Linked DNA regions of Homo sapiens: region 1 is linked to region 2. The links are chromatin contacts, found by Hi-C or POLR2A ChIA-PET in ENCODE. All regions are on one chromosome and are shown on one strand. The core of a region is the stretch at or near the end of the contact, and the rest is flanking DNA. Distances in the headings are between cores, read along the strand shown. Region 1 holds the start of TMSB15B-AS1 (TMSB15B antisense RNA 1). Region 2 overlaps LINC02589 (long intergenic non-protein coding RNA 2589).

Region 1 (6,356 bases), core at 2,333-4,832, 390 kb before region 2:
TTGCAATCTACCCATCTGACAAAGGGCTAATATCCAGAATCTACAAAGAACCTAAACAAATGTACAAGAAAAAATCAAACAACCCCATCAAAAAGTGGGTGAAGGATATGGACACTTCTCAAAAGAAGACATTTATGCAGCCAACAGACACATGAAAAAATGCTCATCATCACTGGCCATCAGAAAAATGCAAATCAAAACCACAATGAGATAGCATCTCACACCAGTTAGAATGGTGATCATTAACAAGTCAGGAAACAACAGGTGCTGGAGAGGATGTGGAGAAACAGGAACACTTTTACACTGTTGGTGGGACTGTGAACTAGTTCAACCATTGTGGAAGACAGTGTGGCGATTCCTCAGGGATCTAGAACTAGAAATACCATTTGACCCAGCCATCCCATTACTGGGTATATACCCAAAGGATTATAAATCATGCTGCTATAAAGACACATGCACATGCATGTTTATTGCAGCACTATTCACGATAGCAAAGACTTGGAACCAACCCAAATGTCCGTCAATAATAGACTGGATTAAGAAAATGTGGCACATATACACCATGGAATAGTATGAAGCCATAAAAAAGGACGAGTTCATGTCCTTTGTAGGGACATGGATGAAGCTGGAAACCATCATTCTGAGCAAACTGTCGCAAGGACAGAAAACAAAACACTGCATGTTCTCACTCATAGGTGGGAATTGAACAATGAGAACACTTGGACACAGGATGGGGAACATCACACACTGGGGCCTGTCGTGGGGTGGGGGAGGGGGGAGGGTTAGCATTAGGAGATATACCTAATGTAAATGACGAGTTAATGGGTGCAGCACACCAACATGGTACATGTATACATATGTAACAAACCTGCACGTTGTGCATATGTACCCTAGAACTTAAAGTATAGCACTAATAAAAAATAAATAAATAAATAAATTAAATAAAAATGAGATAATAGGGCAGAGCTTGCAGTGAGCTGAGATCGCACCACTGCACCCCAGCCTGGGTGACAGTGGGAGACTCCGTCTCAAAAAAAAAAAAAAGAGAGAGAGAGAGAGATAATAGGAATAAAGGCAAGATAACAACTAAATTGTTCTAAAAGCTGCAATCGGTCTAATGAACTGGGTTATCTGCAGAATGCCTTTTAGACTGCTTGTTTGGAAGGCAGCAAAGAAGAGTTTTCATGGGCTTTGGAGTTTGACATCCCTGGCCTGCAATCCCAGTGCCTGCACTTAAAAGTTGTGAAGCCTTACACAAGTTACTTAACATCCCTGAAATTCAGTTTCCCTCTCTGCAAAATGGGATACAATGGCTGTCTCAACAGTGTTGCTGGGAAGCTTAAATGAGATAACAGATAGAAAGTTCCTGGTACAAAGGAGGAAGGCAGCCAAAGGCAGCTATTATTGTTTCAGCTGAAAGCTTTATCTCTAAACCTTCAAGCTTCTAAGGTTTATGTGTTAAAATTACAAAATGTGGTCTCATTAGAGCCATCAGTTGGAACAGACTCACACACATGAGGCCAGAGATAGGATGTCCTGTATCCAATTGGAGCCAGGTTGCAAATACTCCCCCCATCCCTGCACAAAATGTCTCTCGCTTTGTTCCAGTAGTCCAACTCTGGCACCTTTACACAATCCATTTCCTGTCATTATTTTTGTCCGAGCTCTGACACCTATTCTTGGTCTTATGTGATTCCATCCCTACCAAGTCCAGCTGCAAATACCTAATTTGGTGATAAAGCCAATTTAAACACTGAACAAGAGTCTTCTGGGAGGCAAGAGTCAGATGTCACGGGACAGGGGAGCAGAAGCAAAAGTCTGAAGGAAACCTAAGAGCTACTGCCACCATCACCCCTAAGTGTGCGAGGTGAGCAACCTGCCTTCTCCATACATCCACACTTTCCACCTTCCACCACCACTACCCCACTGTTCCATCCACAGGCCACAATCCTGAGATGGAAAGTGCTTCATCTCCAAATCTGTATTGTTTACTCCAAGGAACTCTACATCTTGGGGTTGTAAATAAGAGGGTGGAAATGAGTGAGTGAAGTGCCTTGGCAGGCTGAAGATGAAGCCAACGGCAGTGGAAGGGCTTCAGACTGTTCACTTGCTTCCAAGCATCAGGAGTCAAGAACAGGCCCCACAGGAGCCTCCTAGCCACACTATACATAAAGGAAGTAATACCTGCTCTCTAAGTCAGGGAAAAATGGAGCAGGTTTTCCAGCCACTGCCTTCATGGCCATTCACTTTGGACAGCCCTGCATGCTGTTTCCATGGAGTTGCTCCTTCTCTGGGGCCAGTGATGCCAAATCCAGCAAAGGAGAAGTCCCCTGAAGAGCTCACAGAAGGGCAACCTAGCAACCTGTCCTTGAGCCAGGAAATGAAAGAGCCATATCAGCAACAGAGAGCTGTGGTTTGGGGGTTAGGTTAAATGGGGTTTGATTTCTCACACTTCTTCATCAAGCATGGCTTGAAGAAGGAAGACATTATGACAGACCCATTTGAAAATCTGCAAAGCTGTGGACTCAGAAGAATGTACGGAGTCCAGATTCTTTGCATACAGTTCCAGGAAGGACCGCGGGTAGGAACCTGTGCTCTGGAGTTACATTTCATAACAGATATGCCATGGACAAATACACTGATGACAGGCCCATTTACTTATAACCTTCAGCATCACGTGGTGGTGTTTAGAACAGTGGTTCACGAATCTCTCTACACCTCAGAATCAACTATGGGGCTGTTTAAAACTACAAATCACACTCTTTACCTGTAGTCCTAGTACATCAAAATCCCCCAGGGGTAAGGCCCAGGAATCTGCATTTATAACAAGCTCTCCAAAATGATTCTGAGGCAGCCCACTTTTTACTCACTTTAGTTAATAGTATGAGTTCTGGATTCAGAGATTCGGTCCAAATTTTGGCTTCACCTTGTAATTTCAGACAAATCATTTTACCTCTCTGAGCCTTGCCTCCCTTGGCGTCACAAAGGGCTGTCGAAATTATGTTGCTTTTATAAAAAGGGCAGCTTTTTGTAGTATAAAAAAAAGTATTTTTAAAAAAACGAAGGAAAGAAGAGTGCCAAGAAGAGTTTCCTCTTCTGTACAATGGGCACCATAAAGGTTGCCTTCATCTTCCCTCAGCCCTCTCCCTACTACCTCCTCACCCCCTCCCTCAGCACTATCATCACATTGAGACTGCTGTTGAGATGGTTTGAGACTACCTGTGCAAAAGTGCTCTTCAGACAATGCTGCAGGGCAAACAATTAGCATCTAGAGAGCAACATACAGGTGCTAAGTTGGATGCTGTAACTTCTTTGCTGCGGGATACAGTGCAAGACGCTTAACCTCTCTGTCTTTGGCTCAGTTTCTTCATCTGTGAAATGGAGATAACAGTTCTTGCTCACTAATTCTATGCAGTCCCAAGTTGGTCCTCCCATCCTGGCTTTGGTTTTTCTCCGCTATCCCTTAATCTAACAGAATAGAGGAGTGTTGGCAAGGGGTAGCCTTTGAAGTCAGATATGTTGACTTGGGAGTGAGCTCTTAGCTCTGCACTTCCTAACTGTACCGCCTGGGTGTTTCAGTCCTTTCCTGTTAAGTGGGCACACTGCTACCTCCTTCACAGGGCTGCTGAGAAGAAAGGAGACAGGCGCATCCGCACACAGAAAGCACTCAGTAAATGCTGTTTCCCCCCTTCCCCCTATACAAAGGTAAGGAACTCTCATTGTTCACTTGGTTTCTGTCCCACCTCGTGTTTCAGGCATCCGGTCTCAAAGCCCGGAGCAGAGCCGAGGCGGAAGGGGATGGGGAGAAGGGAAGCGACGGGGTAGCAGCAAACTCACAGATGAAAGGGAAATGGGCCTGGTCCGTGCGTCCGAGCTCCACTTGACGCCGCGCCGGCTCCCGTGCCTGTCGGCCTCAGCCCCCGCCAGCCAGCTCCCGAGTCTTGCTAGCAGTAGCTTCAGGGCCAGAGGCTGCTTGGGTAGGCCGCCTCCTCGCCCCGCTGATTGGCCGCGTCGCGCGGCTTGTCACGCTCTTTTGTCTCAATGGGCAGAGACTGAAAGCAACCGCGGCTGCCCGGAGGTCCGAACTGGAGGGTGGCCGCAGCCGTGACTTCCTTGGGAACCGCGCTGCCTCGACTCGGCTACCTCTCTGCGAAGCACTCGCTAAGCCGGGCAGCCCCGGGGTCGCTTAGCGGCCCAGGAGGCGCCAGCGATCCTGTTCCCCTGCAGAGCTATGGGGACCGGAAGGCGAAACAGAGCTGTCGACGCGGGAGCATACGCTGCCCACCAGTGGAGCGCAGGTAAAGAAAGAGCGCGCGATTTCCCGGCGCGGAGAGGGGTGGGGGAAGCCCCACCAGGACTGGGCGGCGCCCGGCTTGGAGAATCAGTAACTGCGAGGCAGGGGATGGAGCACTCCCATGGCCTGGTTGCGCTGAGAAAGGAGTTGTGGCTCATCTGGATGCTGCCGACTGGGTAGGATTTATGATTTGCCTGGATTGAAGTGGGCGGGGGTGTTGTCGGGCGTCGGGGGCGGGTGTTCGGGGAGGTGGCAAGGGGCGGGAGAAGACGATCGCAAGCTGTCTTGAACCCCTTTTGCATCTCCTCATCTCTTCCTGGGAAGGAATATGGGGGTGGGAGGTCATCCAACTTCTAGTCCCTTTCTCTCCGGCAGGTCATCAAAGCCGAATCCGAATTTGAATTCTGTGCGGCTGATTGCAGAGCTGGTAGGCCGACGGTTTCCCGCAGGAAATGTACGGGGGGCGGGAGTGCAGGAGGCACTTTGGCTTGTGTTCAGAAGATGGGAGAGGGAATTTTCCGCCTGGCGACAGAGGAGGCGGTGGAGGGGAGGTATCAGGTTTTCAGAAGAGGCTGCTCCCAACCCTTCCTTTCCTTCCTTCGCGGCACAGTCTTGAGGCCCTGAGGACTGGGATCTGCGACCCCCAGTGGACAAAAGTCGACTCTACCCCAGAGGCTAATTTTCTCAAGGCAGGCACCTGTTGAGAGGCTGCAAGTAAAATACAGGGGAACGCTAGTTTCCGAGCTCATGTAAGAATCTGAGAAATAACGGGGGTAAACTTTGACAAAGGGGTGTGTGATTGAGACCTGAGGTCATGAGATTAATGGGTTCTTATTACCTCTTGCGGGGGGAGGTAGTAAAGGGGAGGGGCAGGTGGCCTGTGGCGTCCTGAAGATTTTTCATGCATTCTTTTTCCGAGAACTAAACATTGTCAACTCTAATATATCTATAGCGCAACTTGCTTCAAGGACAGTAATAATTTTCATTTAATAATTTTCCATTTAATCCCTTTACTACATGGTCATTTCTGTCTCTTATATTCCTAGGTTTCCCTTTATAAGGATTAGTCAGATCAACATTATATCTCTAACAATGTTCCTTAGCTTTTTCACTCTCATTATACCTAGAGAATTTAATGGAATAAACCAGATTTTATATATATATATATATATATATATATATATATATATAAATGTGTGTGTGTGTGCGTGTGTGTGTGTATAAAATTACTCAACATTCAAGTAGTCTTGAAAAAAGATGGGTAGGAGTCACCTTCTTTCCCTTCATCAGTTACCAGTGTTCTCTTAACATAATGGAAGAGGCAGGAGGTATTCCCACCTACAACTCAGGATTCCTATGTCCTATGGGTTCAGTTGTGTCCCCCCCCCCAAAAAAAAACACCAAATACATCTATTGGACTCCTGACCCCTCGTCTCTCTCCTACTTGAAGATGGGTTTTTTAGTGGGATACTGAAGTTAAATTACATTCATTAGGGTGGGCTCTAACTCGAAATGGCTAGCGTGCATTGTGCCTATCAAAAGGGGAAATTCAGACAAAGAGACATGTGTACAGGGAAGAAAATGTGAAGTAGCATACAGAGAAGTGGGCCATCTACAAGCTGAGGAAAAATCCCTGGAAGAGATCCTTCCCTCTTATTACTCAGAAGGAAACAACCCAGCTGACGCTTTGATTTGGACTTCCAACCTCCAGAACTGTGAACAATTAATGTCTGCTGTTTAGGCCACCCAGGTCTGTGGTACATTGTCAGGCTAACAGAGCAAACCAATAGGGATTCTGTTGCCAGACAGATCTGATAGCTAACACCTGAAAGAGTGGAAGCAGCTTTGGAACTAGATAATGGATAGAGACTGGAAGCATTTTGACATGCATGGCACAAGAAGCCTAGAGGGCCTTTAGGAGATGGCTGGGGGAAATATGGACACCAAATGCAATTCAAGTGAGGGTTAAGAAAAGAATTATTTGCTGCAGACAAAGGATCTCTGACTTAGAGAATACATATATCATGATCACCGATATGTTGCTAGAGCTATGAGTGTTAAA
Region 2 (6,775 bases), core at 727-3,226:
ATGAAGATGACAGAGGAGATGAAATCTTGTCCTTTGTACCAAGAGACCTGGGTGTAGGGCCACATGAGTTGGCTGATCCCTGAGGTGGCGAGTGGGCTCAGGCAGAAGCTCAGGTGTTGGCCTTGGGAGAGGAGAGCTGGAGGGAAGGAAAGTAACATGCACTGAACTACTGTAAGCCAATGCACTTTATATTTTATCTGCTTTAATCTTTTTTTTTTTCTTTTTTTGGTAGAGACAAGGTCTTGCTATGTTGCCCAGGCTTGTCTTGAATTCCTGGCCTCAAGAGATCCTCCCTCCATGGTATCCCAAAGCACTGGGATTACAGGCATGAACCACCTTAACTAGCCTCCTTTAATCTTAACTGCTATCCAAGGTACCCATTATTATGACCATTATTCAGATCAGGGTGCTGCCTTTAGGGGAGTTTTTGCAATCCAGGAGAAACTTTGTTATCTCCTGACCAGCAGCTAACTCTGGAATACTCTAAAGATTTATCATTTTCTCTTGATGCCTCCAGGTTTCTGAATGCTCTAATCTCCCTCCAGGCTGACAGTACGTGCTCCCCAGGTGTTTTGGAATGTTTTTTGTTTTTCAATTATGACATGTATAATTATTAAGTCCCATTATGGAAATTTAAAACATTTTCCAAGTGAAAGATAAAAACCCAGTAACCATTGTATTAAAACAGGGGAGAAAACATTTTCAAACTACGTCTCAGATGTTGGGTTGGTGTCTGTGATTTGTGAAACATACTCATTAACAAAACAATTGGCAATGATTTCAACAGAAAATTCAAATAAGTATATACATGGACAATAAACATATTAAATATGCAAAAACCACAAGAACTAATAAGATGCAAATATTTTAAAATCCTGATAAATTATAATAAGTGGAAATGACAAGATGAGAACTGTGATTGCACTTTTGGAGAAGACAATGTGTGTGTGTGGGGGGGGGTGGTGAACGCGTTTATGTGCATCTCACAGGGACACGTCTGGAGAGTATGTGCCATCCTAGGGACAGCAGACCTTTTGGGGTCAGGGGGCAGGAGTCAGGTCTGTGAGAGATGCAGGATAAAATTCCTATTTTTGAGTATAATTTTGCATATTTTTTGAAACTTTATATTAAGGAGAAGAGTATTTTGATAAAAACTTGAACACAAAAAATCCTTATGAAGAGACTGACAAAAGAATTGTATACATGTATTCACTAATTTGTGAAAACATTCAATGTATTCGATTTTATAGTGAAACAAAATAGATAAAAATCGAATTGACTGTGTTTCTACATGTGTGTGTGTTTGTATCTGTGTCTCCTCCAGCTAAATTACTCCAAATACACACTGACAGGTACAGTTTTACCTTCAATTTAGAGGTTGGTGGTCTAGAACTAATCTTGCTTTTAGATATACAGGAAAATGAAAGATACAGGGAGATTGCTACCATTAGGTGAATAATTCCAGAAAACTTTGGCTGATACTGAAGTTTTCAGCCAAGCTCCTAACCTCCATCTGTCCCTCCCAGTTGATGAACCCCCTAGTCTGAAACTCTCAGAGCTGCAATCCTGACTCTGGCCCGACGTGATATCTAACTCCATTATTATTTTCCTTTTTCTAATGAAAAAGAGTACATTTTTCAAAGAGTGGCAAATGTCTTGGAATTGTTTGTTTACTGTAAGTTTTCTTTGGAAAATTCACATGTATATTAAAGCAGGTCCATTTGCTGTTGACCCTAAATCCACATCTCATTCATTGATTTATTTCTTCCTTTGTTAGTGCAGTTTGAGGTGTCCATACTGTAGAGTGGTCCCTCCCAGGGTGTAGGTTGTTCACTCTCCATTACCCCACACCTGAACAGGCTTCCCAGACCTCCTCTCAGGCATGCCCTCTCCGGGACGCTATGGACACAGCCGTCCAGACCCCATTCCAGTGCCCCCATTCTCTTCCACTCACCTCCCGCTGCCCTGGTTTGCGCTACACCAGCCTGCTAAGGACTGCCAAGGCTCGCTCCTCGTACGTGGTGTTTCATTGTATAGACGCCATGGAGTACATGTTTTTGCAGTGTTCTTTTACACCTATCAATTTTTTTCTGGAAGAATTAGAATCATTCTGTCCATAGGTTCATAGACTGGGTTTTAGTGGAGGGTATTTTATTTTTTCGCTCATTGCGTAAACGTCTTTGTAGAGGTTTGATTATGAAGGTACGTTGGTGCCCCCTCGTGACAGAAGCCTGAACTGCAGCTTTTACGTCTGAGCAGGAAGGTGGGAAGGAGCAGTTTGGCCCAAGCCCACTCTATGGAGTTTTCTGGAAGTCTGGATGGAAAATGGAGCAATTCCAGGCTAAAAGAATATTTATGGCCTCCAAACAAAGTGCAGCCTCTCACTATGCTGAGGAGAAGGCTTTATGTGGGAGCAAGAAAAATATTATTTTTATTTGTATGCTTTGAGTCCTCTGCAAAAATAGCTGTAGATGGATATGAGCAAAAATGGATCCTGGCTACTTATGATCTTTGTAACCTGCCTTTGACTTTATTATGACAATTTTTCCATGAAAATACATGTCTACCATAACATTTTAAATTACTTTACAACATAATTTTAGTTTTTATTTTTGCCATCAACTGGATGTTTCATCTTATGGATGGTACCACATTTATTTCACTTTGAGATAAAAATGTAGTTCCTTTACCATGTTTTATTATAAACAGTAGCAAACATAACATCCTTGCTCACATATATGCAAATGTATTTGTAAGAATTTCTTTATGAGATTGTCAAAATGCTCTTTTATTATGAAATCTATAAAGTTTTATATTAACACAATACATGATAACATTATTACTCATATATATTCCTACTAATATGGTATGAAAGTGTCTGCTCACACACTGGAAATAATGTTGATTATTGATAACTGGTTAGGCAAGAAATCATCTCTCATCATTGTTTTCATTATAACTTATTTTTACTGCCTCCTAGAATTCCATCCTATGGATGTGACATAATCAATTTTCACAACCCTATGTTATTCAGAGTGTCCTGATATTTCCTTTAATCTACACTGGCATCTTTTCAAGGTCTGTGCTCTGCTGAAGGGCACAGTTCCTGTGGCTGTTTGCACTGAGCTGAATGTGTCCTCTTGGAACACAGCAAACTGTCTTAGAAAAATTCTAGTATTGTGATAATAGAACCCAATTAGCGCATGAATGTGGGGGAGTGTGTGTGAATGTGTGCAAGTGTGTGTGTGCTGACAACCACACTTGCCTCTGCTTCCTTCTGCCTCTTCATGGTTTTGCATCCTGTTTGGTCTCCCTTTCTAAATTCAGGTCTAGCAGTGAAGAGAGGGTATTGTTAGGATGGCAGTCCTTATAACCAGACCCTTATCAACATCCTTCACTACATCCTGAAGTTAAACTTTTAAAAAGGAAATTGTTGGTGCTTAGTGTATGCACCTATGTAACCTTTTGATAAGTATTGTCATGCTGACACCCAGAATGTTGTGCCATTTAGGCTCCCCAAAGTGGAACAATGTGAAAAAGTTTGGAGAGGGGTGAGGAAAGTAATAATGCTGGCATCCTGTCACAGAGGGAAGGCCCGGGACCCTGTTGTGGTCCCACTCTCAAGCCATCCCAACATTTGGAAGACATGAAAATGATCAGACCTGAATTAGACTTCAGGTAGCATGTGGGGTGGGGGAAAGGTCATTGGAGGAACACAGGACGTAGAGTCAGGGCTGGGATACAGCTACAGCTTTATGTACATTCGTGTTTATATAAGACATGTGCATCAAGGCCTTTTTATGAAAAATTTTGGTCATTCCTGTGGTACAATAGAAGCCTTGGCCAATATTTTTTAAACAAATTTCTTGCAATATTATTTATAGACAATGGAACCCATTCATTTTAAGGTTGGTGATTTTTATTAAATGTATAGAGTTGTACAACCATCACCATAATTGAGTTTCAGAAATTTCAATTGTCCCCAAAACTCCCATTGTGCTTCAATGCAGTTAAACCTGCACCTATCCTCAGCTCTTGGAACCACAGTTATGCTTTGTGTGTCTGTGGATTTGTTCATCCTGGACATTCATATAAATGGAATCATGCCGTATTTGGTCTTTTGCATCTTTCACTTAGCATGATGTTTTTAGGGTTCATGTGTATTGTAGCATGTAGCAGAATTCATTCATTTTTTAAAGGCTGAATAATATTCTATTCTAAGGATATACCACATTTTGTTTATCCATCTGTCTATTGATGGTCATTTAGATGATTTCTGCTTTTTGCCTGTTATGAGTGATGATGTTATATACGTTTATGTACGAGTTTTTATGTAGACATAGGTTTTCATTTTTCTTGGCTATGTACCTAGGATTGGGATTTCTGGGTCATATGGTAAATCTCTGTTTATTCATCTGAGGAACTGCCAGACGACTTTCATAACCCTGACAGTCTTGAGGAGTACAGGCTCAGTCTGTTGCTTCTCTTGTGATTTGACTGTGGTTACAGATTTTGAGAAGGAATACCACTAGTTCCGGTGCCCTTCTTGTCGCATCATATCTGGGAGTATACGATGCCTGCATGATGTCACTGGTGATGTTAACCTTCATCATTTGGTTAAGGATGGTGTTTGTCATGTTTCTCCAGTGTACAGTAACTATTTTTCCTGTATCGAGAGAGCATATGGAGAGAAGAAGGAAAACACATGTTTCTAATTTCACTGTGAGTCACTGTCATTTCTATGTGGTGGAATGAGCACCCTGCTGGGCCTGGGGGAAGGGAAGAAAGCGGTTCTACCATCTCCATCCAACTGAGTCATGGACCCCATGAGTGGAGTTTGGGGTACAGGGATGAAGTCATCACTCACCCCATTTCTTACTGTTTCATAGTTTTTCCTACCTCCTATTTTCCCCCCACCCTGTTGTATATGACAGAAATATGTTTCCTTTGCGCTCCTGAGGGGCTTGATGAAAACCTTATACTATGTCTGCTGGACAGGACACTGGAGCAAGAGATACTGGAGATCTCTCTGCATCCTGGCACCAAACCCAAACCAGTAACTCTGGGACATTCTTGACTGAGGGGTAAGTCACTTCTCCTGCTAGCCTCCCTTAGAAAGTGCATATTTCTGTTATGTGGGAGCTTCATTGCTGTGTGGTAGAGTAATGGTGAGGCACACAGAAGCAGGTAGAGATGGAGTGCCTGGTGGGTGAGCCAACACCCAGGGCACAGGCTCCAAGACTTGTGCTGCCTGATTCACCCTTCTCATGGTCTGGGTCTTCCCATCTTTCGGTCGTCTCTCAGAGTACCTTGGATTCCTGTTACATCCCATACTGTCACAAAGAGCAGGGGACAAATGGGGTGGGGAAAGGAGCAAAGACAGAGAGAGGTAGAGGTGATCCCTGGAGGGCCTGCTGTTTTCTGTTCTCTTCGCTGTTCTTTCTTGTTCCACATGTTTCTTTATTTCACCCCACAGTTAACCTCAGAAACCTGGTAATCCATATGATCCCACAGCTATGCCTCATGGCCCAAAGGGCAGGATTTCATCTCCACCGTCCTTTTCTTCAACGTGAAGGGCTGTTGAGTGAGTACCCTTAGGGCACAATACTGGGGAAGTGTAAAATTATCATCTTCCAAATGGGAAGCTGCTGGGGGTGGGGGGCAAGAGATGGAACCTCATTGCCATTCTGCCACTTATCTGTAGAGGATCTTAGTCTCTGTGAGCCAGAGCTTGATAATCTGTGAGATGGGACTCACCATATTTTCTTCACACTGCTCTCCTGATGGGTAAATGGAATAAACTATATATTTTTATACTACTATCTTAGTCCGTTTAGTATTGTTAAAAAGGAATATCTGAGGCTGCATAACTTATAAAGAAAAAAAACAAAACAAAACATAATAAAATTGTTATGTGGCTAACAATTTTGATGGTTGGAAAGTTCAAGATTAGGCATCTGCTTCTGATGAGGTTCTCAGGAAGCTACCACTCACGACGGAAGGCCAAGGGGAGCTGGCTTGTGCAGAGATCATATGGCAGGAGAGGGGAAAGAGATGGGAGGTGCTGGGCTCTTTTCAACAACAAGCTCTTGTGGGAACTAATAGAGCAAGCACTCACTCATCACAGCAAGGTTGGCACCAAGACTTTCATGAAGGATCTACCCCCATGACCCAAACACTTCCTGTTAGGCTCCACCTCCAACACTGGGGACCAAATTTCAACATGAGGTTTGGAGGAGACAAACATCCAAACCGTAGCAAACACTTATTGAAATTTTTTCTTCTAAAAATATTGTTTCTGAGATGTCTCTAATAAGGTGACTTTGGGGCTGTTTTGATATTTTGGCCATGCTGCCATGACCATTCTTGCACCCGTGCCAGAGACTCTCTGCAGTGCAGACCTGAGAGGGCAGCAGTTGATGGGGCTATGCTTGCTTCTCTCATATATGTTGCCGAGTATATCTGCAAATATACTCTGTACCGTTTTGTCCTCCTGCAGCAGTGTATAGGATTTTTATGACTCCACAATTTCAATGTAAACAGGACACAGCATAGATACAAACTCACTTTTCAGGTTTTCTCATCAAACTCTAGAATTATTCCAGGACATATTCTGAGGCATAAAGTAGGACTGTTATGTTTGTGTTTAGAAATGCACATGTGAAATATGCCATTTATGTGGATATCAATGGAGAAAAATGAAAAGTATTTTAACATTATAGTGATAGGATATAAAAGTAGCAAATATTAATAAAGTTGGGAAACCCATTATTGC

The links. Hi-C counts contacts between places; a loop is a spot of excess contacts on that map. ChIA-PET counts read pairs that join two places held with the same protein, here RNA polymerase II (POLR2A). Pooled maps may share reads with other maps.
Region 1: a loop to region 2 is called in a pooled map, with 13 times the contacts of the local background. The contact joins the promoter of TMSB15B-AS1 here to the enhancer-like site in region 2. A Hi-C loop is called at or near these places in 1 of 37 single-sample maps with no recorded cell type and 10 of 50 pooled maps. POLR2A ChIA-PET finds 5 or more read pairs at or near these places in 1 of 52 experiments (HEK293).

Annotation. Positions count from the first base shown.
Region 1 is chrX:103,916,774-103,923,129 of GRCh38, reverse strand. It overlaps TMSB15B-AS1 (TMSB15B antisense RNA 1), which reads left to right and starts at 3,582. Exons shown (of 5, transcript NR_146557.1): 1 at 3,582-3,705; 2 at 4,050-4,298; 3 at 4,670-4,721; 4 at 4,905-5,043. It also overlaps a transcript of TMSB15B not described here. RefSeq lists an enhancer at 3,567-3,656.
Region 2 is chrX:103,529,057-103,535,831 of GRCh38, reverse strand. It overlaps LINC02589 (long intergenic non-protein coding RNA 2589), which reads left to right. Exons shown (of 6, transcript NR_131237.1): 5 at 4,648-4,722; 6 at 4,935-5,065. Among named protein-coding and RNA genes, the nearest start is that of RAB40A, 13 kb to the right of the region's middle. RefSeq lists an enhancer at 2,096-2,165. Within about 2 kb of position 1,976, at least 6 of the 41 ENCODE cell types and tissues checked have a DNase peak (open chromatin) inside an H3K27ac peak, as active enhancers do.